Linked DNA regions of Homo sapiens: regions 1, 2 and 3 are each linked to region 4. The links are chromatin loops, found by intact Hi-C in ENCODE. Cell type or tissue: CD4-positive, alpha-beta T cell. All regions are shown on one strand. Links, peaks and the distances in the headings refer to the core of each region. The heading gives the core; the rest is flanking DNA.

What was found. Hi-C counts contacts between places; a loop is a spot of excess contacts. Peaks named below come from ENCODE experiments on the same cell type or tissue, not always from the same donor. Only the 100,000 strongest peaks of a DNase experiment are listed, where the experiment ranks them.
Region 1: it touches region 4 in a loop (16-fold over the local background); 65 of 110 quality-filtered maps call a loop at or near these places.
Region 2: it touches region 4 in a loop (4-fold over the local background); 13 of 110 quality-filtered maps call a loop at or near these places.
Region 3: it touches region 4 in a loop (3-fold over the local background); 20 of 110 quality-filtered maps call a loop at or near these places.

The regions. Positions count from the first base shown.
Region 1 is chrX:40,874,736-40,882,117 of GRCh38, reverse strand. No RefSeq gene overlaps it. Among named protein-coding and RNA genes, the nearest start is that of MED14OS, 140 kb to the right of the region's middle. RefSeq lists an enhancer at 2,851-3,724. In CD4-positive, alpha-beta T cell, for the core only: a CTCF peak has its summit at 4,041 (motif pointing left); a DNase peak (open chromatin) is centred at 4,037.
Region 2 is chrX:41,007,107-41,014,488 of GRCh38, reverse strand. No RefSeq gene overlaps it. Among named protein-coding and RNA genes, the nearest start is that of USP9X, 75 kb to the left of the region's middle. In CD4-positive, alpha-beta T cell, for the core only: no CTCF peak of the experiment used is centred there; a DNase peak (open chromatin) is centred at 4,218; H3K4me3 peaks cover 1,003 bases; H3K27ac peaks cover 1,049 bases.
Region 3 is chrX:40,929,569-40,936,950 of GRCh38, reverse strand. It overlaps the pseudogene RPS2P55. Among named protein-coding and RNA genes, the nearest start is that of USP9X, 150 kb to the left of the region's middle. In CD4-positive, alpha-beta T cell, for the core only: no CTCF peak of the experiment used is centred there; a DNase peak (open chromatin) is centred at 3,500; H3K4me3 peaks cover 923 bases; H3K27ac peaks cover 928 bases.
Region 4 is chrX:41,111,997-41,119,378 of GRCh38, reverse strand. All of the region lies in intron 1 of USP9X (ubiquitin specific peptidase 9 X-linked), which reads right to left. Among named protein-coding and RNA genes, the nearest start is that of USP9X, 30 kb to the right of the region's middle. RefSeq lists an enhancer at 2,277-2,336 and a silencer at 4,597-4,729. In CD4-positive, alpha-beta T cell, for the core only: a CTCF peak has its summit at 4,099 (motif pointing right); DNase peaks (open chromatin) are centred at 2,268, 4,088 and 5,038; H3K27ac peaks cover 723 bases.

The DNA.
Region 1 (7,382 bases), core at 1,454-6,453, 240 kb after region 4:
CTTTCCTCCTTTTTTAGCATCCATGAGAATTCACCTCTCAAATCTCTAACCACTGGAAGTGCCATTGACCTTGGGCCCCAGCTTCAGCCTCTGAAATCCATCATCACATTGGTGCCGAGACCATGCTTCCTACAGCCTGCCCCCGGGCAATGATTGAGTGCAGCAGGGATACTGAGGCAGGCCTGTTCTTGAGAGACATGGAAACTCCTTTGACCAACAACTTTAGCCCAGGGACTCCCCACTGGCCCTGCCAAATCTTTTTGTTGTTGTTGTTGTTGTTGTTGTTGTTTTTTGAGACAGAGTCTTGCTGTCGCCCAGGCTGGAGTGCAGTGGCACAATGTTGGCTCACTGCAACCTCCTGGGTTTCACTGAGCCTCCTGGGTTCAAGCAATTCTCCTGCCTCAGCCTCCCAAGTAGCTGGAGTTACAGGCGTGTACCACCACACCTGGCTAATTTTTGTATTTTTAGTAGAGACAGGGTTTTACCATGTTAGCCAGGCTGGTTTCGAACTCCTGGCCTCAAGTGATCTGCCCACCTCAGCCTCCCAAAGTGCTGGGATTACAGGCGTGAGCCACCGCGCCTGGCCGCCAAACCTTTCTGAGACTGAACTGCAGTGTACGATGCTTCCATGCAAACTTCCTTCCTTCCTTTTCTCTCTCCTTCACAAGTCAGACCTGCAACGAAGTCTGATAGATCTTCCAGTCTTTTCCATCTCCCTCCCACATTTTCTCTCACAGGCATTTTTTTAAATAAATCTCTTGCGTGTTTTATCTCATCTTTGGGTCTGCTTCTCTGAAGACCCAAACTAACACCATCCCTCTCTTTTTTCCTCCCTCCCCAGCTTCCTTCTTTCTGTACCCTGTCAACCATACTGGAGGTGCATGGATTAATACTATTAATATATGGTTCCCATTCTCAAGGTTCTCAGTCTATTAAAGGACACAGACCTAGAGATAATTCTAACACAGTGAGATAAGTGCAATGACAGAGGTATGCATGGGGCATTGGCAGGGTCCAGAGGAGTGGTATGTAACCGAACTTGGAGCTGAAATGGAGGAAAACATTGAATAAGAATTAATAGGAGTCAGCCAGGTGAAATGAGCTAGGTAGAGGGAGGGGTAAAAAGACATTGCAGGTTGTTGTGTTGCTGGGGCTGATGTTTTTAGGCAAGGGGGGCCAGCAGAGGGGGCCAAAGAGGTGGGGAGGGGCTGAGTATAGGAGGGCTTTGAACGCTGCCCTGAGGGTTGGACCCTTATCCTGGGGCCATTGTTTTCTGAATGTGGGTCTAGGCCAGGCTGCACGAGAATTACCTGGCATCTGATAAAAATATCCACCCAGATAGAGTGCCCTGCAGGGGGGAGCTCATTAGGGGATGAAATATGTGGGTTTTTTTCCCTCTCTCTTTTTTTAAAATCAAAATTTGTCCCTTCAAGCTCTAGAGAGGGCTAGAAAAATCCCCTAAGAGATTTCAAACAAAACAAAAATTCTGAAGGATTACTTGACTAGTCTCCCTTCCCTATGTAGTATAGTACTACTGGTCCCCGCTGTTGTGGGAAAAGTTTTTTTGTTTTGTTATTTTATTTTTTTGAGACAGGGTCTTGCTGGAGTGCAGCCTAGGCTGGAATGCAGTGTGTGATCATAGCTCACTGCAGCCTCCAATTCCTGGGTTCAAGAAATCCTCCCACCTCAGTCTCCTGAGTGGCTGAGACTCCTGGTGCCAGCATGCCTGGTTAACTTTTCTTATTTTTTGTAGACACAGGTTCTGGCCATGAAAACAAAAGAAGGCCAATGTTATCAAAACAATGGAATTAACATTTAATCCTTATTCTGTGCCATGCATTATTCTAAATTATATGCAATAATTAACTTCTTATAGAACTCCTCTGAGGTGGCCGGGTGCAGTGGCTCACGTCTGTAATCCCAGCACTTTGGGAGGCCAAGGTGGGTGAATCACGAAGTCAGGAGTTCGAGACCAGCCTGGCCAACTTAGTGAAACCCCATCTCTACTAAAAATACAAAAAATTAGCTGGACGTAGTGGCGGGTGCCTGTAATCCCAGCTACTCAGGAGGCTGATGCAGGAGAATCACTTGAACCCGGGAGGCAGAGGTTGCAGTGAGCCGAGATTGCACCACTGCACTCCAGCCCAGGCAACACAGCAAGACTCCATCTCAAAAAAAAAAAAAAAAGAAAGAAAGAAAGAAATCCTCTGAGGTAACCTATAGCAGATGCTCTTGGTGTCCTATCCACACACCCTCAGGCTTTACCACTTCAGTGTGCCCCATTTGTTGTATCTGTTTGAGGGCTTGGCCCAGAGCTGACAAGCTGGAAGTGTCAAGGATTTGACAACCCCAGGAGCAGCCCTCAACCAAAGACTATGGCTTGTTAGTGTATAAATACTCCAGCTCCCTCGCTCCTAATGTGGGATGACTCTGAGGCTCATGTTCTATACCATATCCCATAGTTCCTTAGTGGGATTAGGCCCAGAGTGGGCCACTCTTCTATCTTGCTGGATAACCCATCCTTTAACTCTTTCTCTTCGTGGACTTGTTTCCTGACTCCTCTACTGGTGTTTTCCTTCACCTCCTGATATGGCTTGGCTGTGTCCCCACCCAAATCTCACCTTGAACTGTAATAAACCCCACGTGTCAAAGGTGGGGCCAGGTGGAGATAATGGAATCATGGGGGCGGTTTTCCCCATACTGTTCTCATGGCAGTAAGTCTCATGAGATCTGATGGTTTTATAAATGGGAGTTCCTCTGTTCAAACTCTCTTGCCTGCCACAATGTAAGATGTGACTTTGCTCCTCATTCGCCTTCCGTCACGATTGTGAGGCCCCCCCAGCCATGTGGAACTGTGGGTCAATTAAACCTCTTTTCTTTATAAATTACCCAGTCTTGGGTATGTCTTTATTAGCAGCGTGAGAACAGACTAATACACCTCCCAAATAAACTATTTGTACTCGAGCCCTTGTCTCACAGTCAGCTTCTGAAGGAATCCAAAGTAAGATTTAAATGAAGACCACAGAAAATCTGAGAATGTTTCGAAGAATAGAAACATCTACATGTAAATAGAAAGAGTCACTGAGTTGTAATGGTTCCTAATCACCAGCTCTCCAGGCTTGACAAGAATGCGTATTTGAACTCACACTAAATCTTTTAACAGAGGCAAAGCACTTCCAGGATCATAAAGACCACTCAGAGATTTCTCAACTTTACCAGGCATCAGAGCCTTTTTCCTCCCTTTTATTCAAGAGAGAAAAAAGCCTCCAAATGTCTACCTAAAAAATATTAGCTTAAAAAGAGCTCAGCTTTGCCTTTCTGAGTCATCTGCACTCAAACTTAGACACATCTGTTACCTGATTTTAAAGGGATCCTAATTCTTGCCAGTTGCAAATCTGAGCTAACTAGAAAATTAGATTTTATAAATTATATTTTCAGAGAACATAATAAAGACAAAAATGTATTTTAAATTGTCTTTCCACATACACTCTCTTAACTTACTAAGCTGCTTTTCTGAACACTGGAGAGTAGAAATCCTAGCACTGTGTTTTATATTGTGCTGATTATGCTAATTAAAATGTAATGAAACTTCGGCCATTTTGCGATTTTAAAAATGTGTCATAATATACCACCAATCAACACCAATAATGTCAAATAAAAGACCCCATTTTGAATTGTAAAAACTGTGATGATATAGCAAGATAAAGGACTAAGTGTAAGATGGGGGAATATTGGTGAAATGACTAATTGAAATTTTTGTTGGCACTCTTTGATTATTTCCATCGGTGGCCATTAATTTGCTTAAAACGGGTTTTGTGACTCAGGGTTATGATAAAATTGCATTAAGTCTTGCATTTTGTACAAAGAAAACTGACTCAGTCAGCGTTTCCAATTACCAGCCACATCGGGAGCTTTATTAAGCAAATAAATACTATTGACAATATATAAACAGAGATATCACTTACATATTTGTTGACTCCACCCGATTAGGGTAAAATGTGCAGTACAAGATGTTTACGATAACTTACTGTTTAACTGATCAACATTGCTAATAAAGCTGCCCCCTGCTGTCCTGAATGAAAATGCATATGTTTAAAAAATTATGAAAGAAGCTATTTTAAGCCTAGAGGATAGACTCTACATCTTAACATCTGTAAAAGCTTTTTACATGAAATATAATTCTTTCCCCAGTATTTGAATCATGGTTATAACATACAAATGACAGCAATATCAATTTAATTGAGGTCTACTTAATACCATAACTATGGGCCTTTATTTTCCTTCCACTCAATTCAACAAACTTTAGCACTTAGATTTCTGCTTTTGTAAATAGTCACTGGCAAACTCATTTCATATTGTTTTATTTATTTATTTATTTTTGAGATGGAGTCTTGCTCTGTTGCTCAGGCTGGAATGCAGTGGCACCGTCTCCGCTCACTGCAACCTCCGCCTCCCAGGTTGAAGTGATTCTCCTGCCTCAGCCTCCCGAGTAGCTGGGACTATAGGCACATGCCATCACACTGGCTAATTTTTGTATTTTTAGTAGAGATGGGATTTCACTAAGTTGGCCAGGCTGGTCTTGAGCTCCTGACCTCAGGTGATCTGCCTGCCTCGGCCTCCCAAAGTGCTGGGATTACAGGCGTGAGCCACTGCGCCCGGCCTCATTGTTTTAAAGGTCCCTTTAATATGATATGCATATTAAGTTATTTGCACATTTGCATTAAAAGGATTAGATAGCATGGAAACTGTAATAACAATTACAACAATAAGGGCTAACATTTACTCAGTACTATGTGCCAGGCATTCTGAACACAGACCTTCTCATTTTAGTCTTATCACAACTCTATAAGTATCATTATTATCCCCATTTTAGACGGGAAAACAGAGGCACAGAGAGCTAAAGAACTTGCCCTAGGTCAAACCATTAAAGGTGGCAAAGCAAGATTTAAACCCATCATCCTGATAAACCCTTAGTGCTAGTTTGTAGTTAGCCATGGCTGAGCCAGCAGAAATCAATTGTCTAAGGTAACTACCAAACAAATACGAGAGACCAAACCAAAGTTTGTGCCTGCACTTCTCGAGTGATTCTCTTTTTATTTTTGAACTAAAACATTTATTACAATGGAAAATGGGCAAATGATATGTTTCATGTTTTTTGTTTTTCTTTTCTTTTTTTTTTTTTGAGACAGTGTCACTCTGTCGCCCAGGCTGGAGTGCAGTGGCTCAATTTCGGCTCACTGCAACCTCCGCTTCACGGGTTCAAGCAATTCTCCTGTCTCAGCCTCCCAAGTAGCTGGGATTACAGGCACCCACCACCATGCCCTGCTAATTTTTTGTATTTTTAGTAGAGACGGGGTTTCACCATGTTGGCCAGGCTGGTCTCAAACTCTGGGCTCAAGCGATCCACTCGCCTCGGCCTCCCAAAGTGCTGGGATTACAGGCGTGAGCCACCGTGTCGGGGCTATAGCTTACTTTTAGCTCTTCTTCCAATCTGGTGAAGGGAATTCCTTCCATCTTCTCATCCTTTTTTGGCCACCTTTTCACTCCATTTCTAAGACCTCCTTTGTCTCTTCCTACAGTAGAACCCTGTGTTCTCTCTCCTCTATTGGTAGGTTTAATTACATCATCTAATAAATGAGCATTAATAGTGTAAAAAGGAACAATATAGTACAAAAATGTTTGCTATTTTGGTTACGCAAAACGTTTGCTTCTGGCTGTAAACAGAATACTTCTCTAAAATTGGCTTAACAATCATGGCATTTAGTAACTTATATATGTCTAGATGTAGGTGATACCAGAGTTGCCTAATTCAGTGGTACATTATCAAGGACTTACGTGATATTTCTCTTACTGTTTCCCTATCTTCAGTATGGTGGGTTTTGTGCTTCATGATCACAAGATGGCTTCAGTAGCTCCAGGCGTCACATTCTCACAAAATAGCATTGAGAGGGGGAGCAAAAAAGGGAGGAATGTTTCCAGTCTTGTGTCCCTTTCTAAGAGTGAGCAAAACTTTCCCAAGATTCCCCCATCAGATTCATTAACCAAGTTTAGATCACATGCCCATGCTTAAACTGATCAAAGACTAGAGGAATGAAATCACCCTAAGTGTCTGGGAATTGGGTGTTGGGGGAGTACCTTCCCTGAGCACATGGCCAGGTGTTTCTGCAAGGTGAAATGATTTGGGGAGGTAACCAATAGTGTCTGCTAGACTTCATCATTTTGAACTACTGAAAATACACACACAAAAACGTGCTGGAAACACTTAAAAAGAGGTAAAGGTAGGGAGAATCCCTCGGCATGACCAGTTTTCCTGATTCTTTCATAGAATAATTTCCAACTTTTGACATGGAAAGCCCTACCCGTGGTTTTAAGTTCTTTCAATTTACCTTCCTCCCTTATTTCTAGACAGCTGGCTACTAGATACTAGAACCTGGACTCTAGCCTAGTCTTGCAGCTGAGGTTAAATTGTTCTTTCCAAATACTAAACAGACTAAACAGTCTGTGTAGTGGAGGAATAAACTGCCTTGACTTGATAAAGGTCCATGTTTCACTCTGTCCAATGTGCCACCATGATCCTTATCAGCTACTCAGAACCCTCCACCCTTCACTTGGCTTACTGTCCTTCCCCACCTACTCTTCCTTAGACTTCCTTAGGCTTTGTTCAAAGGGAGAAGAAAACCAATATCCTTTTAAAGCCTTATGCTTTAAAAGGCATTTCACATGGCTATTGGATGTCATGTTCACAAGAACCATAAGAAGTAGATGTTATCATCTAAGGTCCAGAGAGGTGAAATAACCTAACTCCAAATCATGCACTTGATAGGTAGTAGATTTGCCATTCAAACCCATTCTGGTATCTTCCAAAGCTCACATCCCAGAACAGCAAGCAGAAGTTTCCCAGGCTCTTCTTTCTCTGCCTTGGTACATCTCCACCTTGGCCTACCCTTGGTGGAGGTGGGGGAGGGGGAGAATAAATCTGGAGTCACAAGCCCTGGCTTGGGCTATCCCTGTCTTCATGTAGTGCCTGTGTAAGCTCAGGCAGGGCAGGTCACCTCTCCTTTACCAGTCTTAATGTTCTCACTTGTAACACGAGAGTAACACCTACCTTGTAGGGTTGCTGTGAATATTAAGGCAATAGATCTGCATTCTCTTTTATAAAGGCCAAGCACTACATGAATGTGACAAGCCATTATTATGGATAGATTTCTTATTTACCTACGTAATAAGATATGAAAATGGACCTTCCCAATGCTGTTTTGCACCAATACAAGAGACATCCAAAAGGAGTGTGCTCAGATCTACAGAGGCTGACTTTACAAAAGGTATGCTCTAAGACTCTCAAATGCCCTCAACAATTTTGACTACAAAGGCATCAAGAGAGG
Region 2 (7,382 bases), core at 1,584-6,583, 110 kb after region 4:
AACTAGGCTCAAGATAATGGCAGAAACGTACGTTAAAAGAAATAAGATAATGCGCTGAAATCACCTACGCAGTCATTGTAAACCCTGCCTGTCTGGTGACAGTTATGGTTAGGCAGAGAGAGCTAGAATGATCCAGAAACCTGAAGGACATAAGTGAATGGCAGTGCTGAAATCAGCATTGCACTCTGGTGACATCGTAAAATCATTCAGAAACAGGGCCAGGAATTCTGCTAGACCCTTAAGGATGTCAAACCACTTGGTTTGACACAATTAGTTTTGTTCGAATCAGAGCCAACACCAGCACCAGCCATAAGCTGCCTCTTAAAGGAGAGGAAATATATTGGCTTAACTTTTTTTTTTTGAGACAGGGTCTTACTCTGTCGCTCAGGCTGCAGTGCAGTGGCGTGATCACGGCTCACTGCAGCTTCAACATCCCAGGCTCAAGCAATCCTACCTCAGCCTCCCGAGTAGCTAGGATTACAAGCATGTGCCACCATGCCTGGCTAATTTTTTTTTTTTTTTTGTATTTTTAGTAGACATGGAGTTACGCCATGTTGGCCAGGCTAAACTTGGCCTCCCAAAGTGCTGGGACTACACTGTGCCTGGCCTTTATTTTTCATTTGTTTATTTTTTTAAGAGACGGTGTCTCGTTCTGTGGGCCAGGCTGGAGTGCAGTGGTGCCATCATAGCTCATTGCAGCCTCAAACTCCTGGGCTCATGGAATCCTCTCACCTCTGCCTCCAGAGTAGGTGTGACTACAGGCATGCACACCACATCTGGATATTTTTAAATTTTTTGTAGATACAGGGGTTTCACTATGTTGCCTAGGCTGGTCTTGAACTCCTGAGCTCAACAGATCCTCTTGCCTTGGCCTCCCAGAGCGTTGGGATTACAGGCGTGAAAGGTGTGAACCTTAGCACCAGCCAGAAAATTCTTTTTTTTTTTTTTGAGACAGAGTCTCGCTCTGTCACCAGGCTGAAGTGCAGTGGCACGATCTTGGCTCACTGCAACCTCCACCTCCTGGGTTCAAGCAATTCTCGTGCCTCGGCCTCCTGAGTAGCTGGAATTACAGGCACGCGCCACCACGCCACCACACCTGGCCTGAAAATTCTTTAAAACTGGAAAGGAAAGGCCAAGCGCAGTGGTTCACGCCTGTAATCCCAGCACTTTGGGAGGCCGAGGCGGGCGGATCATGAGGTCAGGAGATCGAGACCATCCTGGCCAACATGGTGAAACCCCGTCTCTACTAAAAATACAAAAAATTAGCCGGGTGTGGTGGCGCGTGCCTGTAGTCCCAGCTACCAGGGAGCCTGAGGTGGGGAATCGCTTGAACCCGGGAGGCAGAGGTTGCAGTGAGCCGAGATCGCGCCACTGCGCTCCAGCCTGGCGACAGAGCAAGCCTCCGTATCGAAAAAAAAAAGAAAAAAAAAAACTGGAAAGGAAATACTTCTGAGTCCAGGCAGACAAAGCCTGGTGGATTGAGGGGCGGCCCCCAAGGGATGTGTTCTCATTCCTAACTCCGGCACCTGTGAATGTGACCTTATCTGGCAAAAGGGTTTTTGCAGGTGTAATTAAGTTAAGGATCTCAAGATGAGGAGATCACCCTGGATCATCTAGGTGGGCCCTAAATTCCAATGACAAGTGTCCTTATTAGGGCACTTATAAACTCATAAAACTTATAAACTGGACACAGTGGCTCACACCTGTAATCCCAGCACTTTGGGTGGCCGAGGCAGGAGGATCACTTGAGCCCAGGAGTTAGAGGTTGCAGTGAGCTATGATCACGCCACTGCACTGCAGCCTGGGTGACAGCGAGACCCTGTCTCAAAAAAAATAAAAATAAAAATAAAAAAGGGAGAGACAGAGAGAGACTTGAGACAGAAGAGAAGATGCAGCTACACAGAGGAGTTGTGACAACAGAGGCAGAGATTGGAGTGATGCGGACATAAGCCAAGGAATGCTAAAGATTGCTGGCAACCATCGGAAGCTAGAAGGAGTACAGCCCTGTGGACACCTTAGTTTTGGATGCCTGGTCTCCACAAGTGCGAGAGGATGCGTTTCTGTGGTTTGAAGCCACCATGTTTGTGGTACTTTGTTACGGCAGCCCTAGAGAACTAGGACTCTGGTAGTAAACCCAGCAAGCTGGAGATAAAACTCCAGGCAGAGCCAAGAGCCAAGAGTTTGGGTCCCTGGGAGTCTCAGGGGGTCCCAGGAGTGGAGACGATCTCTTCTTTGTGAGGATGAGCTGGTGGTTGTCTGGGTTGCACAGTGGTCCCCCTGTGCACTCCTGTGACCAGTGGCCGAGGAGGAATCTGCGGGCTCAGGACTGGCTTGAGAACATTTCATACTCTTGGCCACTGTCAGCATTAGTGCTGCAGGGATGGGTGGATGATCTAGACACAAGTGAGAGTGAGAAGACTTTTAAAAAGCAGCCAAGGAGAAAGCAATCTGTATTTGCTTGGTGGAAATAAAATTCTACTGCACTGTGAGCCAGGCTTATTAATGCAGAGTAGGGAAAAGAAATTGGCAAAGCCAGCCACCTTTTATTTGATAAAGTGACCAGCCACCTGAGGCAGGCATGTTTTAAAGACACTGGGTGAAAACGCTCACTGCGTGAGGGTGGAAGAGGGAGACAAACAAGTATGATTTTGAAAGAACAATGGCATAGAACATTCACATACATACAGACTGCTAGGAAGAAAACGCTGAATTTCAAAATTCTTCTCCACTGGAAACTGTTCTAAGACCTCCTTTCTCTGTTGCAAAGAGAGGAGGCTACAATAAGGAAGAGAAAGGAAAAGATCTTTGATGTATTTATTTATTAACATTAGAGCCTTGACTATTCACCTCAGCATTAACCAGGTAGATATTGTCCTGTTGGTTTTATAATGTTTAAGAATCCTTGAACATCGGTTTGCTCCTGTTCACGTGTAATTTCACATTTAATTTAATTAATGTATCTATTTTGAGATGGGGTCTCACTGTATCACCCAGGCTGGAGTGCAGCGGTGAGATCATTGCTCACTGCAGCCTCAACCTCCTGGGCTCAAGCGATCTTCTCACCTCAGCCCCCAAAATAGTTGGGACTATCAGCTTGCGCCCCACCCCTGGCTAATTTTTATTCTTTTTGAATTTTAGTAGAGACAAGGTCTCCCTTATGTTGCCCAGGCTCAATTTCGTATTTTATATTTAAAGAACTAGATTTCCTAAATAAGAATCACTCCTTTCTCTTTCAAGAGAAGATAGTTACTTAGAGGGTAGACAGGACTGATTATTTTCTTTGGTATGCCCTAAGGAATTATGTAAAACTTGACAGAAAATTTCCAGACTACAAAAATGGCTTCACTACCAATTCCTTCCCCTCTTCCATCTTTTGAGCTTAGAAAAACAAGATAAAGAAGGTTATGTCTTTTCAGTTATTCCTTTCTCATCTATTTCCCCAGTTTGGTCTACACTGAAAGCATACACGATTCTTCCTCCACTGGTTCATTGAATAATCTTCTTTCCTTAGTTCCCACATATCCAATCTATAAATCAAGCACATGAGATATATAGATTCTAAGTATCAGGTGGAATTCTGCCTTACACTCCAGAACATTTTTTTTTTCTTATGCTGTTTTTCATGTAAAGCAGAATCTGTAAGTATCGTAACAGGATTCAGCCAGGGAAACAGAGCCACTGTGAGTATTCTAGGAATAAAACCGTTCACAGCTGTGGGAAGAGCTGGGGAAGTGAATGTCTGGAAGGAGGAGTCAGAAGATCAGAGAGTCACTAGCCGTTGCCGGAAGCACTGGTGCAGTTGGACAAATCAGAGCTTGCAGGAAAATTCCAGAAGCCAAAGCACATCTAGCCACCGAAGCAGGGCCGCGGAGGGGGAGTTCGTGGAGAGGTTTATGGGAGCTGTGGCCTCTACGTAGCTCCCGCCCCATGTGGGGCGACAGCCAAGCCCCTGGTGGTGGGCCCGAGGCAGCTGTTGGGTAGCAGAGCCAACAGCAGGAAATGTTAGCTGGGAGGGAGCAGAGGAGAGAGCCGGATAAACCGGGAGCTGCAGGGCCTCTCAGGGCCCCTCTGTTTCTGTCCTTCACTGTATCTGACGGGAAACCTGCCAGGGGCAGTGACTGCTGCTCGCCTTCCGCCCTACAATTCTTGCACAAGGTTCTCTTTTGGCCAACTCTAACCCGGAAACACAGCAGGGAGGGGCTTCTAGGAAATGGAGTTCCCAGCCTTAATCGAGTTGCCATAGCACAACTCAGCACCGCATCTCCCAGCGTGATCAATGAAATGACATCACAGGCTCGGTAAAAGCCATTTAAAAATAACTCCTTCATTCTACTGTTCCTCAGCTCAGAAGTCAGGTGCGTGCATAGGTCGCCCTTCGTTAAGATTCTCCACTTACGGAGGTGGTGGACCTGGCAGGGTGTTGTAGGAAGGAGTGGCATGTGCTGAGAAGCTCACAGGATCCTTAGTCCTGGCTGTGACTCACAGGTATTGTGTAGCCTCGGGCAAATCCCTCTCCTCTGTGCCTCTGGTTTGTTCATCTGTAAAATGGGCAGAATTGTACTCAGTTGGCTTTTGCATGGTCCAAATGAGAAAACGGAAGTGAAACCCCCCTGTAAACTGCTAAATGCCAGGATAGTTATAAATTCCTTTTTTTTTTTTTTTTTTTTTTTTTTGCGGGGACGGGGAGGACAGAGTCTCGCTCTGTCGCCCAGGCTGGAGTGCAACGGCACAATCTCGGCTCACTGCAACCTCCGCCTCCCAGGTTTAAGCGATTCTCCTGCCTCAGCCTCCCAAGTAGCTGGGATTACAAGCGCCTGCCACTGTGCCTGGCTAATTTTTGCATTTTTGGTAGAGACGAGGTTTCGCCATGTTGGCCAGGCTGGTCTCAAACTCCTGACCTCAGGTGATCAGCCCGCCTCCGCCTCCCAAAGTGCTGGGATTACAGGTGTTAGCCACCATGCCTGGCCAAATTCCTTTATTTCAAGGAATATTCTTGAGCTTGGCAAAAGTTTGGAGTTTACGTACAAAATACATACTCAAAAGGAATTATGAAGTGAATGAATTCCTGAATAAACATGACTTGGCATCATGGGGAAACAATTTACAGTATTGGTGGGGACATAATTTCAGAGATGGAAGCTGCCAGAAGAGCTTCTTTTCTCCTAAAAGCCCATCCCAGGACCTCACTAGTCCTGATAACCCAGAAGTTTCCCTGCCACTAAAAAGATCTGTTTATTTTCCAGTTAACAAAGAGTGAAGAGGACACTATCATCATCATCATCAACATCATCATCATCATCATTATTATTTGCCTGAAGGCCCAGAGTACACCGTAATGGAGTACTGCTGATGGGAAAGGAATTAGCATTGACCTCTCAGGAGGTTAATTTGGGAGTTTAGCTCATGATCTAGTAATTCTGCTTCTGGAAGTTTATGAGAAGGAAGTGCTCTAATATGTGCGCCTGTGTGATCGCTGGGCTTTAGCATTTTAGGGGTGAGCCAACTGTATCTCAGAGGTGGCCATGTCTTGCATTGAGGAGAGAGAGCACCTGCGAGAACTTCCATGCTATATTCTATTTGGGAAGAACTTGAACCTTGCATAACGTAAACGAAGAGAATTAACAAGAATTTGTGGCACCCCTTCTGTGTCAGTTCTTCTTCCAGATAATAGGAATATAGCAATAAACAAAACAGACCAGGTTCCTGCCCTCATGGGGGAAAGAGGCAATCTAAAAATGAAAAATGGGCCAGGCGCGGTGGCCCACGCCTGTAATCCCAGCACTTTCGGAGGCCAAGGTGGACGGATTACCCAAGGTCAGGAGTTCAAGACCAGCCTGGCCAACATGGCGAAACCCCATCTCTACTAAAAATACAAAAATTAGCTGGGCGTGGTGGCACGTGCCTGTAAGGCCAGCTACTCGGGAGGCTGAGGCAGGAGAATTGCTTGAACCCAGGAGGTGGAGGTTGTAGTGAGCTGAGATTGTGCCATTGCACTCCAGCCTGGACGACAGAGCGAGACTTCATCTCAAAATAAATAAATAAATAAATATAAAGATGAAAAATGTCACCAAATGTCAGATTAAGTACCAAGAGGGAAAATAAAGCAGCGTCAAGGATTAGAGAGTAATATGGGTGCTATTTTTAGATAAGGTGGTCAAGGGGGGGCCTCTTTGAGGAGGTGCCGTTGGGTCAGAGACATGAATGAACAAAGGCAGGAAACTATGCTGATATTTGAAGGCAGAACATTTCAGGAGCGGAGAAAGTAATACACAGGCCGAAGATGAGAAGGAAGTTTACGAACTTCGTTTCTGAGACAAGGTCTCACCCTATCGTCCAGCCTGGAATACAGTGGCATGATCATAGCTCACTGTAACATTGAACTCCTGGGCTCAAGCGACCCTCTCGTCTCAGCCTCCTGAGAATGAACTTCTTTATTCAGGGGACAGCAGGGAGACCAATGTGGCTGGAGCATGGTGAGCAAGCAGGGAGGGTGATAGCAGCTGAGGTTGGAGAGAAAGCCAGGGGACAGATCACACTGGCTTTTGATTTGGGTCAAGTCAGGTGGGAAACCATTGGAAAGTTTTGAAGTGGAACATGACCTTTGCTGGCTTAAATATTGAAAGGCTATCCATGAGGAGTAAATTACAGCTGGGCAAGAGTGGACACAGAGAGACCAATTAAGACCTATTGCAAGTGGTCCATCCAGGAGGCTGTCAGGAGGCTGGACCAGGGCAGGGCAGCAGTGGAGAAGGTGAGAAGTGGTCAGAGGCAATAACACTATAAGAGCAAAGCTGAAGGGATTTGCTACGAGGTCAAATGTGAATTGTAATAGAAAGATGAGAGTCAAGGATGACTTCAAGGTTTTTGGCCTGAGCAAGTGGAAGAATGGAGCCGTTATTTACTAAGAAGGGGGATGCTAGGCAGGAGCAGGTTTGGGAATAATGCAGAATTTAATTATGGACAGATTAAGAATGAGATACAGCCTGGGCAACATGGCGAAACCCCATCTCTACTAAAAATACAAAAAGATTAGCTGGGCATGGTGGTGCGCACCTATAATCCCAGCTACTTGGGAAGCTGAGGCAGGAGCATCGCTTGAGCCCGGGAGGTGGAGGTTGCAGTGAGCCGAGAGTGTGCCACTACACTCCAGCCTGGGCGACCGAGTGAGACCCTGTCTCAAAAAAAAAAGAAAAAAAAGAAAAAGAATGAGATACAGAATAACCATTCAAACTGGGTTATTTAGGTTCTATCCAATACTTTTGTATTTTTAGTGGAGCAATTGGGCACATGAGTCTGGAGGTCAGGACAGAAAATACAAATTTGAGACTCATTAGTGTATAGAGGGTATTTAAAGCCGTTAGACTGGGTGAGCTCATGCAGGA
Region 3 (7,382 bases), core at 1,111-6,110, 180 kb after region 4:
CTTACCAAGATAGCTTTTTCCCTTCATGGTGGCAGATAGTGTTGCCCCCTGCACCATCTATAACTGGGAAATGGCCACTATTTCTTCCCTTGGGCTTCAGGATAGAATTACCTGGTTTCTCTGATGATCAGCACTCTTCCTTAAAACCCAAATCAGGAAGGAATGAACAATTTTCTGTGTTTGGCATGGATGAAATTAGCACTGTTTGGCTTTGTAGGCCCCAGACAGGCAGGCAGCTTAATTTTTTCCTTGCATATTCTAGTCTTCATAAGTATTACCCTTTGTCCTGCTGGTAATGACATAGTAGATAGTATACCAGCAACTGGGCATCTGGGGATTTTAATCCTGAAAACAGTGGGTCTGATACTGCTTGTGTTTTTCATCAGTGTCCACCCCAAGTGGGTCTTCCTGCTACTCCCTTCACTTAGTTGCCCCCTACTTGCCATCTGAGCAGTTGGTGAGGATGTCCCAGGCCTAGGTTAAACTTGGAGACATGCTTGACCATTCTATTCCCTGCTCCTTTCAGATCAGTTTGGCTGCAATTTTGGTTCCTGGGACCCTCGAGCATAGCTGGGAAATCAAGTTAGAGGTGTAACTGCTTTAAAATGTGCCAGCTTATGAGGTAATTAGATTGGTTCTCTCCAGAGGTAAACTTCCAAGAAGAGATGCTATAGATGCTACTCTTACGCTGTAAAACATTGTGAAATCAGATTACTTTCAAATGATGTATTACAAAGTTATGGAAAAAAAGCAGTTGTGACTATGGAAGCCCAAGGCTTATATCCCAGCTGTCTTACACTAAATATGGGTACTGTGTTTCCTCTCTTTGTCTGCAAAATGGGAGCTAATATCCTCCAATCTGTGTGCCTGACATGGTGGTTAAAAGGATTAAGCAAAACAATAGTTTGTAATTTATTCTGTCAGAGCAAACTACTGGTAAATAAATAAAAGGGAGTAAGTTGACTAAAAAAATTTTTTTATAAATAAGAAAAACCATAATAAAACAAGTTTGTAATTTGTAATTGTATACAAATAAAAGATGTTATTTAAAAAAAAAAAAGAGCTTCTTTTCAGAGAAAACACCAAATGGCGGATGACGCCGGTGCAGCGAGGAGGGTCCGGAGGCCCTGGTGGCCCTGGGATGGGGAACCGCGGTGGCTTCCGCGGAGGTTTCGGCAGTGGCATCCGGGGCCGGGGTCGCGGCCGTGGACGGGGCCGGGGCCGAGGCCGCGGAGCTCGCGGAGGCAAGGCCGAGGATAAGGAGTGGATGCCCGTCACCAAGTTGGGCCGCTTGGTCAAGGACATGAAGATCAAGTCCCTGGAGGAGATATATCTCTTCTCCCTGCCCATTAAGGAATCAGAGATCATTGACTTTTGCTTGGGGGCCTCTCTCAAGGATGAGGTTTTGAAGATTATGCCAGTGCAGAAGCAGATCCGTGCCGGCCAGCGCACCAGGTTCAAGGCGTTTGTTGCTATCGGGGACTACAATGGCCACGTCGGTCTGGGTGTTAAGTGTTCCAAGGAGGTGGCCACCGCCATCCGTGGGGCCATCATCCTGGCCAAGCTCTCCATTGTCCCCGTGCGCAGAGGCTACTGGAGGAACAAGATCGGCAAGCCCCACACCGTCCCTTGCAAGGTGACAGGCCGCTGCGGCTCTGTGCTGGTGCGCCTCATCCCTGCACCCAGGGGCACTGGCATCGTCTCCGCACCTGTGCCTAAGAAGCTGCTTATGATGGCTGGTATCGATGACTGCTACACCTCAGCCCGGGGCTGCACTGCCACCCTGGGCAACTTCGCCAAGGCCACCTTTGATGCCATTTCTAAGACCTACAGCTACCTGACCCCCGACCTCTGGAAGGAGACTGTATTTACCAAGTCTCCCTATCAGGAATTCACTGACCACCTCGTCAAGACCCACACCAGAGTCTCCGTGCAGCGGACTCAGGCTCCAGCTGTGGCTACAACATAGGGTTTTTACACAAGAAAAATAAAGTGAATTAAGCGTGAAAAAAGGAAAGAAAGAAAGAAAGAAAGAAATATAGCCTCTGAGCCAGGTGTGGTGGTGCACACTTGTAATCCCAGCTACTGGGGAGACTGAGGCAGGCGGATTGCTTGAGTTCAGGAGTTTGAGGCTGCAGTGAGTTATGACTGCATTACTGCACTCCAGCCTGGGCAACGGAATGAGACCCCGATTCTTAAAAGAAAGAAAGAAAGAAATGGATTGTGGAAAATCATGAGCTCTCAGATGTATAAAATAATGGGTTGCTGGCTGGGCGCGGAGGCTCACGCCTGTAATCCCAGCACTTTGAGAAGCCAAGGCAGGTGGATCACCTGAGGTCAGGAGTTCAAGACCAGCCTGGCCAACATGGTGAAACCCCACCTCTACAAAAAATACAAAAATTAGCCGAGCATGGTGGCGGGCTCCTGTTATCCCAGCTACTGGGGAGACTGAGGCATGAGAATTGCTTGAACTCGGGAGGCAGAGGCTGCGGTGAGCCGAGATAGCGCCACTGCACTCCAGCCTGGGTGACAGAGTGAGACTCCATCTCAAAACAACAACAACAATAATAATAATAGGTTGCTAGAGAAATATTCCTGGATTCCTGGAATAGGCCCAGAGGGAGGGGTTTGTACCAACCCCAAACTTGCCCCTGCCCTTGTCCCTCCCTGCCTTAGTAAGTTCACAGGGACTTGCCTGAGGCTGCCCTCTGGCTGGCCTAACCACACTTAACAATTCTCTGCCCCAGATGAGGGATGGTAGTTTGCTAGATCTAACGTGGTGAAATATACAAGGAATTCAAAGCATTTTGTTAATATTTTGTAATATTTTTCACACAGAGTTCCTGTAATGGGGTATTGTTGCCTCTGTGTTGCAGTTAAGAGACAATGAGATTTAGAGTGACTTCCTCATATCACACAGTCAAAGGACTTCTGAGAAGTGAACAAAGTTCTGCAGACATAAGGCTTCTGACTTTTACCACTGCCAAGTAATCTCCCCCGAACAGCCTCTCCCCACCATATCAGGTTTCCTTGGCTGAGTATTTAGGAGGCTGCTGGTGAGTCTAATCACTTGGGACATCTTAATAACTGAAGTCACATTGGAGGGGAAAACTCATAAAGAGGCTGTGGGTGATTGAGGGCATCTTCTCAGAAGTCTGGCTCCAAACACGCGTGTTGCCACATACTTGGAATTCTGCGAAGAGAATGCAGAAATATTTCAATCAAAATATCAGTGAGGTTTATCTGATTCTTCCAATACAGTGTTTTCAGAGAAGGAGCAAGCGCTCCAGTAACTGAAAAGCAGCGTTTATTCAAAACAGTAAATGAAGTATTTGTTATTGGCAAAAACAAAGACATAATGTGGATCCCGAGGCAGACTTTCAGGAAGCCAGGGGTGGAGGAGAGAAAGGAAAGAAGAACTGAAAGAGAGAAAGCTTAGAAAAATATGCAGTTTGGTCTTGGACCTTTGCCAGGAAAAGCTGGGTAATGAAGGATTAAAACCGAAACAAAATGAAAAGGAAATAAGGGTAGGAAAGGGCCACGAAGAATAAAGAGCTGGTGATGTGTTTAGTATAAATGAAAAGATCCCAATCTTATTGTGGGTTAGGAGTGTGGGCATGGGGGATGGGGACAGCAGGCTGAGGTCAAACTCAGGGAAAAAAAAAATTAAAAACCCCAGCAAATAAACAAGCAGAGGGGAAAAGATGAGTAAGTAGAAAGAGAAAAGGAAGCACTTTTAACAGGAAGCCGACCAAAATAGATATGTACAGTGCCATCTGAAGGGAAAGGGGGAGAAGGGGCCATTAACGCCATGTAAGCTTAGGAATTTGGGGAGAGATGATTTTAAATATTAAAAAACAGAGGACCCAGCCTGGCCAACATGGTGAAACCCCATCTCTACTAAAAACATAAAAATTAGCTGGGCATGGTGGCGGGCGCCTGTGGTCCCAGCTACTCGGGAGGCTGAGGCAGGAGAATCGCTTGAACCTGGGAGGCGGAGGTTGCAGTGAGCCGAGATCGCGCCACTGCACTTCAGGACACAGTGAGACTCTGTCTCTAAATAAATAAATAAAACAAAAAACAGAGGCCCTTTCGAATGACCTGCAGATTCTATCCCTGTGAATTACAGAGGGCGGAGGCTCTGGATGGTGTCACAGGAATGGTTGGCTGCCATATTTTCCATCCCAGAAGTCAGCCAATTTCAAGGCCAGTGGACAGGATCATAATCACTGTTTTTCAAGGGCTCCAAAGGCCTAGGGTGGCCGTCAGTGGGGCAAGAGGATGAGGGGATGTGTAAGGCCATGAAGGCATTGGGATGGATGAGTGGGTTGGTTGGCAAGAACCCCTGACCACCTGGCTGCAAACATCACAGTAGAGAGCCAGGCCTTGCCTGACCATGGTCTCAAAAAACTTCATCTCCTACTGCTAGGACCACTTGATGTCCATCTGTTGGTGCAGCCTTCTCTCAGCTCTAGGACAAATTCTGGCCTTAGCTGGACTCTCAGGAACCCTAGCCCCATATGCTGGGACCTGGAAACAGGGCATCCTTGCTGCTTATATTGTCTTGACCTTGGGGTTTTTGTTTCCCTAACTGGAAGCTACAGTTCTACATGTTCTTAGCTACAGTTCTACTCTTGACCCTCTCTTGGTCTTGGATTTGTTCCTTGTATTTAAGGCCATGCCTTAGGCCCCTGTCTGCCTCCTAATGCCCTCTAAGGCTGGGGCTCCTGACTTAGTCTTGGCAGGCTCCTTGCCATAACCCAGAATGCTGCCAAAACTCCTTCCTGGTGATTGGCTCCAACTACTGGAGACAGATGACTCTGTCACCCATTGCCTGTCTGTCCTCTTGGCTCTCTAAGCATTGCTTAAGCCTGGATTTCCATCAGATGCTCTGAGCACCTTTAGGGAATTCTGTTCATCCATCTTTGGCCCTCCTAATGCTGCCTGTGTCCCACGGTCAGTCAGCTGCCTTTGCCATATATGTCAGATGCCACGGGCTGTCTGCTATATTGGACTGCTCTCAGCTCAGAAGCTGGGTCTGTGACCCATGTATCTGCAGCTGTGCCTGTCTCACTAGCATCAGTGTTATTCCAGAGGCCGAGGGGAAGGTGGTTTGAGGTGCCAGTACTTCCCAGCATGCCCCATCTTACTGCAGCCCACTTGGTCATTCTCAGGGGTCTTCTGAACTTAAAAAAAAATAGAAGTAAAAAAATAGCTTGTTTTAGTATCTTCAAAAATAATTTACCAGCAGGGTTGTATATTTAACTACACTGGAGCACAGAAGAAAGTAGAAAAGACATGTTTAGAATTCAGAGAGGCCAGGCACAGTGGCTCACACCTGTAATCCCAGCACTTTGGAGGCCGAGGCGGGCAGATGGTTTGAGCCCAGGAGTTTGAGACCAGCCTGGCCAACATGGTGAAACCCCGTCTTTACGAAAAATACAAAAATTAGTTGGGCATCACGGCGGGCCCCTGTAGTCCTAGCTACTCGGGAGGCTGAGGCGGGAGAATTGCTTGAACCCAGGAGGTGGAGGGTGCAGTGAGCTGAGATCGCGCCACTGCATTCCAGCCTGGGCGACAGAGTGAGACTCCATCTCAAAAGAAAAAAAAAAAAATTCAAACATGTGACAGACATTGACCTTGACCTACTCACATTCCCTTGGCACTCACTCTTCCAGTACAAGACTAAGGCCTCCAACCGCAAGCACCTGTGAGTCTGCCTGTGCACTGGCGCTCAGCTGCGGGCAGGGCAGGCAGGAAGTGCCAGAGAGTGAACACCCCTGGCAGCAGCCCTCAGCCAAAGATGGAAAAGAGTTTAGGATAAATACCGTGTGTGTGTGTGTGTGTGTGTGTGTGTGTGTGCGCGCGCGTGCGCGCGTGTGTGTGTGATGTACGACTAAACCCCAAAGTGCAGTCTACACTTTCTCACAGAGCTCTCCAGTGGGATGGTGCCTCGGTTGCCCATAACTGTAACATGTTTCATAACTCACCCTTTTTTTTTTTAAGAGATGGAGTCTCGCTCTGTCGCCCAGGCTGGAGTGCAGTGGTGCGATCTCGGCTCACTGCAAGCTCCGCCTCCCGGGTTCACGCCATTCTCCTGCCTCAGCCTCCCGAGTAGCTGGGACTACAGGCGCCTGCCACCATGCCCAGCTAATTTTTGTATTTTTAGTAGAGACGGGGTTTCACCGTGTTAGCCTGGATGGTCTCAATCTCCTGACCTCGTGATCTGCCCGGCCCATAACTCGCCCTTTTAAGCTTCCCTTCTCTTTCTTGTCTCATTTTCCCACTTTCTTACGGTATTTCCTGAGAGCATCTCCCTCCGTACTCCCCAAATTTGTGCTCATATTTTTGTCTTGTGGTCTGCTTCTAGGAGAATCCAAGCTAAGACAAGAAGTTTCATTTCATATTCAAGGTTAAGGATCTAATTGTTTTTCTGAGAAGGCACACTTGCTTTGAACACCAGTGTAATACTGTAATAGACTTTCTTTTCCTTTCCTTTCCTCTCCTCTCCTCCCCTCTCCTCTCCTTCCTTTCTCTCTCTCTCTCTCTCTCTCTCTCCTTCAGAGTCTCACTCTGTTGCCCAGGCTTGAGTGCCATGGTGCGATCTCAGCTCACAGCAAACTCTGCCTCCCGGGTTCAAGTGATTCTCTTGCTTCTTGCTTCAGCCTCCCAAGTAGCTGGGATTACCCATGCCCACCACCACTCCCAGATAATTTTTGTATTTTTAGTAGAAATGGGGTTTCACCATGTTGGCCAGGCTGGTCTCGAACTCTTGACCTCAAGTGATCCTCCTGCCTCGGCCTCCCAAAGTACTGGGATTACTGGTGTGAGCCACGGTGCCCAGCCCTGTAATACCCTTTCTATGATACATTATGATAGAGAAAAATACCAAAGTCTCCTGTGAACAGCACTTCTTACCTGGGTTACATGGACTCTAGTGGCCTTTGAGATATCAACTGGGGTTATGAGAATTGGGGGTCAGATACACTTAGGTTAAACAAAATTAAGCAAGTTTCTTCACTTCAGCACTCCTGTAGTCTTTAGGAAATTAATGGGCTTTGCAAATTACCAGAAATGCAGGCAAAACTTCCTTCTCTGTTCCTTCCACTCTTGGTTCTTACTCTATCCTTGGGCGAGAATGCCACACAACAAATTGAACCCTTTTTCTAGAAAACAACTCCTTAGGCTGGGCGTGGTGGCTCACGCCTGTAATCTCAGCACTTTGGGAGGCCAAGGCGGCCAGATCACCTGAGGTCAGGAGTTCGAGACCAGCCTGGCCAACACGGTGAAACCCTATCTCTACTAAAAATATAAAAATTAGCCTAGTGTGGTGGTGCGCACCTGTTATCCCTGCTACTCGGGAGGCTGAAGCAGAGAATCAC
Region 4 (7,382 bases), core at 1,299-6,298:
AAGACAAAGTAGGTAAGTTGTAAATTTTGGGTTTTTTGTTGTTGTTGTTTTGAGACCCAGGCTGGTCACGAGATCCTGGGCTCAAGCAATTCTCCTCCCTGGCCTCCCAAAGTGCTAGGATTACAGATGTGAGCCACCATGCCCCGCCCATCTCACCTTCCACTTTGTCCATTCTCTCTCATCACCTGGCTCCATCCAAAGCTACTAAAACTAAAACTGCTTTAAGCCAGAAGGTCTTAATCGAGACGTAGGGATGGGCTTCAAGATTAATTCCCCTAAAAATTACATACAAAGCTTTTGAGTATGTGCATTAGGGGACGCATGAGAAGAAGGTCCACAGATCAATGTTCTACTTACTGACAAATCAAATAACTGCTTCTCAATATTCATCCTGTTTGCCCTCTTCTCATCATTAGACACTGACCACCTCTCCCTTCTTGAAACTCTGAGCTTCCTTGGCTTATATAATCCTGGACTCCAGGTTTCCCGTCCACTTCTCTTCCAAGGAAAGGGGTAGAGTGGCAGTTCGTACAGTTCTTAACATTGAAACTGAGGTGAAAACCACTAGAGAGTTGGCTCTACACGTCTAGAATTCAGGCAAAACTTGGGAATCTTGAACACAGATTCAACTATTCACAAAAGGGTAGGAAGAGATGGATTCATCAGCACCACCTGGGAGTCTGTTTTTTTTCCCGAAAATAAATACAACCTCCACTCCCTACCATCTCCTCCTGAGAGTGATGAGGTTAGCGACTATATATTCCCAAGTGTGGGGCAAGTAGGGGGCCAGGGAGATCACCTTGTCTACTAAGCCAATACTGTGTCTCTTTTAAAAGTCTTTCCAGGAAGCAATACAAGGACGAACAAAATGTGGTACCTATGTTCAGTGGATTATTTAGTATTTTTTAAAAAGAAAGGAAATTCTGACAGGTGCTACGATATGGGTGAACCTTGAGGACATCATGCTAAGTGAAATAAGTCATTCACAAAAGAACAATACTGCATAATTCCAAGTACACGGGTACCCAGATTAGTCACGCTTGCAGAAACAGAAAGTAGAATGATGGTTGCCAGGGGCTGGGGGGATGGGGAGTTATTGCTTAAGGGGTACAGCGCTTCAGTTTGGAAAGAAGAGAAGTTCTGGAAATGGATGATGGTAAGCATCCCACAATGTGAATGTACTTAATGCCACTGAACTGCAAACTTAAAAATGGTTAAAATCAGCCGAGCACGGTGTTTCACGCCTGTAATCCCAGCACTTTGGGAGGCTGAGGCAGGTGGATCACCTGAAATCAGGAGTTCAAGACCAGCCTGACCAACATGGTGAAACTTGTCTCTGCTAAAAATACAAAAATTAGCTGGGCGTGGTGGCGCACACCTGTAATCCCAGCTACTCGGAAGGCTGTGGCAGGAGAATCGCTTGAATCCGGAAGGCAGAGGTTGCAGTGAGCCGAGGTGGTGCCACTGAACTCCAGCCTGGATGACAGAGTGAGACTCCGTCTCAAAAAAGAAGAAAAAAGGGCCGGGCGTGGTGGCTCATGCCTGTAATCTCAGCACTTCTGGAGGCCAAGGTGTGCGGATCACGAGGTCAGGAGATTGAGACCATCCTGGCTAACACGGTGAAACCCCACCTCTAATAAACATACAATAGCGGGCGCCTGTAGTCCCAGCTACTCGGGAGGCTGAGGCAGGAGAATGGCGTGAACCCAGGAGGCAGAGCTTGCAGTGAGCCGAGGTCGCACCACTGCACTCCAGCCTGGGCAACAGAGCAAAACTCCGTCTCAAAAAAAAAAAAAAAAGAAGAAGAAAAAAAAAAGGTTAGAATGGTAAATTTTATGTATATTTTCCCACAGTAAAATTGTATATATAGAGTACTCACTGTTCCCTTACCTTGCAGTTCTTTTAGCATTTGGAGATCATTTGAGCTAAAATACCTCAAAATTATATTCTCATATTTTTATGCACAATATCCTTCCATCTATATGAATTCAGTAACCATCTATACACAAATCAGAAATATCTGGCAAAAGTCATGGTATAAATTATTCTAGACAAAAGTATCATGTGGATAACTAAGGGACTATCCCTTTAAACAAAATAACTAAGATAAATGGGAAAAGCGGCAGTGTGAAACTCCTCTCTCAAAACACCTTTCTCTAAGACCACAGAACTAAATCATCTTCTGCTTATGACAGGACACTCAATCAGCAAAAGCCTCAAGCTGCTTGCTATCCCTATCTCTTATATAGTCTCGCCTTTCTAGCTCTTGGTTTCTGTTTCTTCTACCCGACAAGCTGTCCTCATTTCTATATTTCCGGTATTGCTGAGCAGGTATGTCAGGTCTCAGCATAGCATACTCTGCTGCATCTCTCTACTACCACATAAGAATTTGATCCCTTTCCCTCAGCACACTAAGATGCAAGATAAAGAGCAGGAAATAGGCATGGAGCAATTAAAAATAATTTCTGGATTCAAACATAACTCATTCAAAATCCAACTTCTGTCACTTACAATCTGCCTATCTTAAAAAGAAAGTAACAACCTCTCTCATTCTTTTTCCAGGTATTTAAAATTGAGATGCTATTACCCACACAAAAAAAAGAAAGCCATGAGAATTGCTTTAATAAAAGGAGTCTCACAAATAGCAAGCACAGTAATTCTCAAAAAAATGTAAATTTTCTTTTCCCTTTCTACAATGTACTGTGCAGAGTTCCTAAATATTTCAGGAATGAATCTGAAAATATTGCCTTCAGATATAATTTGGAAAGGTTTGAGTGGGAGAAAAAAACTTATCACAGATACAACTAAGTTATCCAAGAATAACACCACTACTTTTCTTAATAAATCCTATTCAATACTCAAGTGGTGGAAACAGCTGGGAATCACACAGCTTTGCCTGATTTCAAGTAGCAGTCTCACAACTCTAAAAGAGCCTGTTTTTTATGTCACAGAGATTTAGGCATACCTAGCAGGGCTAGAACAAGCTCTCTACCAAGTCAAAGCAGCAGTATCCTACACACAACTGAACAACTTAGTAATTATTCAAATCATTCAATATTTGACACAGTAACAATCACTTTCCATAGGCATGCTCAAATACAATGAATCACAGTGTGAAATTTTACCACATGAAGTTTTACGCTTTATTTCATAAAAACAAAATTATTACACAAACAGAAGCATCTTTAATTTTCTCAATGGGAAATACAACCAAAATGGTGATTTGATTGCCTCTACAACACACAACACATTTTCATATTCAAACTTAGCATCCTAACATCTTCCACAATGGGAAAAGCATCACCTTTACCTAGATAAAGGCTGGACTGCATTAAGTAATCTAGTACTCCATAAACAGCAAACCATTTACTTTAAACTTTGCAGAACTGAATTTCTCCAGCAGCTTTCACACAGGGCCTTAATACCAGAGAAATCCCTTTTAGAACAAAGAATTATCCTTTCTTACCCAGTCATTATCCCAACTCTGCTAAAATTTGCCCTATGTTCCAGAATCTCTCTCCTTTTATACAGCACGTTGAAATCCTCTGATTCTACATATGATCCTAGGATACTTAAGATTTTCTTCTCTCAATTTTTCTTTTCATCCAAAAAAAAGGTGTTTAAATAAAAACTCAAAGCTTAGTCATTCAAAAATTGTGTACTGAGCATCTGCAATGGGTCACATATTGTTCTAATCATAGGAGAATATATGGAAGTACACAGTGCATCAAATATCTCTGCTTTTGTGGAACATTACAGACTGGGGATAGAGACAATAAACAAGCAACAGCAACTCCAACCCCCTACCAGATTATTTCCTTTACTGGACATCAAAGTGAAATGAGTTTCTTAGAAAACAATTTGATAGATCATCCTTAAGCTCAAACATGGAAATTATCTTGACTTGGAAATTAATCTTGACTTGTGAATTTTGCCTATTCCGGTTTTATGCACCAACAATCAAAGGGAATTACTTCTCTTCCTTTCAAATTTCTATGTTTAACCGACATCTATAACCCTTGTTTTTCCATTAAAATATTTGACTCACTAGAGACAAGAGACCTAACTGTACAACACAAGCTATACTTAGCCTTCACCAGTAGAGGGCGCCAGACCTCACTACTTTTTTTTTTTTTCTTTTTCTTTTTTTTTTTTTTGGAGACGGAGTCTTGCTCTGTTGCCCAGGCTAGAGTGCAGTGGCACAATCTCGGCTCACTGCAACCTCTGCCTCCTGGTTTCAAGTGATTCTCCTGCCTTAGCCTCCCAAGCAGCTGGGACTACAGGCAGGTGCCACAATGCCGGGCTAATTTTTGTATTTTTAGTAGAGATGGGTTTTCACTATGTTGGCCAGGCTGGTCTAAAACTCCTGACCTCGTGATCCACCCGCCTCGGCCTCTCAAAGTGTTGGGATTACAGGCATAAGCCACTGCGCCCGGCCCATAAATAACTTTTGATTCCTCAGAAACTTAACTACTAACAGCATACTGATGACAAGAAGCCTTACTGATCATAAAGAGGCGACTAACATATTTTGTTACATGTATTATAATACTGTATTCTTACAATAAAGCAAGCTAGAGAAAAAAAGAAACTCAGAAGGGGTGGTGACTCACACACCTGTAATCCCAGCACTTTGGGAGGCTGAGGCGGGCGGATCACTTGAAGTCAGGAGTTTGAGACCGGCCTGGCCAACATGGTAAAACCCCGTCTCTAATAAAAAATGCAAAAAAAATTAGCCAGGTGTGATGGTGTGCACCTTTAATCCCAGCTACTAGGGAGGCTGAGGCAGAGAATCGCTTGAACTCGGGAGGTGGAGGTTGCAGCGAGCTAAGATCGCACCACTGCACTCTAGCCTGGGTGACAGAGTGAGATAGTCTCAAAAAAAAAAAAAAGAAAAGGGAAAAAAAAGGAAAGAAGAAAATCAGAAAATGTATTTATAGTACTGTACTGTTTTTACCAATAAAGTAAAATTACATCATCTGTTTACAAGATCAATCATCTGAAATGGCGGACAACCACAGCTGCAGACCTCAGACCTCAATCTATGGTACCTATCAAGCAATTCAACTTTTTCTTATAAGAAACTTTGCAGAACATTATAACGTCATGACTTTTCTCTGCTTCTTGGGAGCCTGTTCGCCAGCACCACTAGTGACACTTCATGAGTCCCGTAATGTTATTCAAGGTTTATGGTATTGCACTAAACATGATGAAAAATACATGAGAACATGAGAGATCATTTTTTACTATGATAGACCATTTACTGGAGAGATGAACTGCTCATGCAGAGATCAGCGTCACATATTTTCATCGGATACTTACAACAAACTCATCGCAGTAGCAAAAGGAGATGGCTATGAAATTACAGTAGTAGAGAATGTACTAGTTAATTTTATGCAGTTATGACTTAATCCATCTTTACATTTGTTCACATTTCTCTCAACTGCACGTGGCACCACATGTGGTCTATAAAAACGTTTGTGTGCATTAAGTTTTGATAAATGTTAAATTTATAATAGATTTATGTATATTTTATGGTAGTAAATAGATTATTATCTACATGTATTTTACGCGTTCATGACACACCTTTCTTAATTTTTTCAGTATTTCCAAGCTATGCAGTTTATCCTGTTTTTTTCAAATTGTCACAAATCTCCAAAATATTTTCCAATATATTTATTGAAAAAAATCTGCAGTGAAAGTGGACCACACAGTTTGAACCCATGTTGTTCAAGGGTCAACTATATACTGATTTAAAATTATAATGTGAATGTATAAATCAATTGTTTCATGTTTATTACAATCCAGTAAGCAGCATCTTTTCAGCTAAGCTTTCTTTCAAAATGCCCACCATTTTAGAGTACAAAAATACTTATTTTTGGCCAGGCGCGGTGGCTCATGCCTGTAACCCCAGCACTTTGGGAGGCCGAGGCGGGCAGATCACAAATCGGGAGTTGGAGACCATCCTGGCTAACACGGTGAAACCCTGTCTCTACTAAAAATACAAAAAATTAGTCGGGCATGGTGGCAGGTGCCTGAAGTCCCAGCTACTCGGGAGGCTGAGGCAGGAGAATGGTGTGAACCCAGGAGGCAGAGCTTGCAGAGAGCAAGATCGCACCACTACACTCCAGCCCGGGCGACAGAGCGAGACTCCATCTCAAATAAAAACAACAACAAAAAAACGTATTTTTAAGCCAAGTTTAGATCTTTTTGAATTTTTAAATTGAACATGCTGTTGCTATGACAGATTCAATTATGTTTTTAAAGACAAAATTTTAGTGCATTGTTGTCTAGAAGAAAAAGTAACCTACACAGCAGTTTTTCTACCACAGCATGAGAAAGGACACTAAAATAAGGTTATCACAGGTTTGACACACTTCTATGGACACAGAGAAATTGCCAAAAAACAAAAACTGTATAAAGCAGAGCACAAAATAAAAACAGCAAACATTAATAGCTTATATGCTGGACTTCAAGGATTCTTTTGGTGCCTCAATCGAAAACACATGAAATGTGAGTGAAAATAATTATTAAGGGGATAATCTTGACTCTAATATTTTTAGGTAATCTCATTTGCAAACATTACTATTTTAACTAATTATTTAATTGCTTATAATTACTTGTAGCATACACCTCACAATCAATTATATTTAGACACTATGGTCCATAACCACCCTGTGGGCAAGGCGAAACAGGTCTCAGTATTTATGCTAAAGATTTTTTTTCTTTTGTGGACTTGTTGGTTCCATTCCATTCAAAAGTTCTCTGTGGCTCCTTTCCAGTTCTTAGTTTGTATATTATTCTTGAAAAGTTTTAAGTACTTACTTGTGTATCAAGCACAACAGTAGGTGCTTTATTTGTATAATCTCATTTAATCATAATACCTATCTCATACAGCCATCAGTCCAATTTAACAGACATAAATAGAAGCTAAGAGATTAAGTACACTGAGCTTATACAAGATCACAATAATTTCCGTTAAGACTCTAAAACCCTTGGCTCTTCCAACTATACCATGAAGGTTCTCTACAGAATCTGTTGTTCTCTATAAATTCAAACGGGGAGAAAAGGAAACAACAGGGAAAAGGGATTGAGCTTTCTTTTGAAAGCAGTGACTGTCAGGCCTGCATCCATTCCTACAATTGTTTTGTTCTTTCGGTATTAAAAATCATCACTATGAGTTTTACTGAAATGCAAAATATGTCACAGCACTGCTTAAAAATCTTCAAAGACTGGCTGGGCGCAGTGGCTGACGCCTGTAATCCCAGCACTTTGGGAGGCCAAGGCAGGCAGATCACCTGAGGTCGGGAGTTCGAGACCAGCCTGACCAACGTGGAGAAACCCCATCTCTACTAAAAATACAAAATTAGCCGGGCATGGTG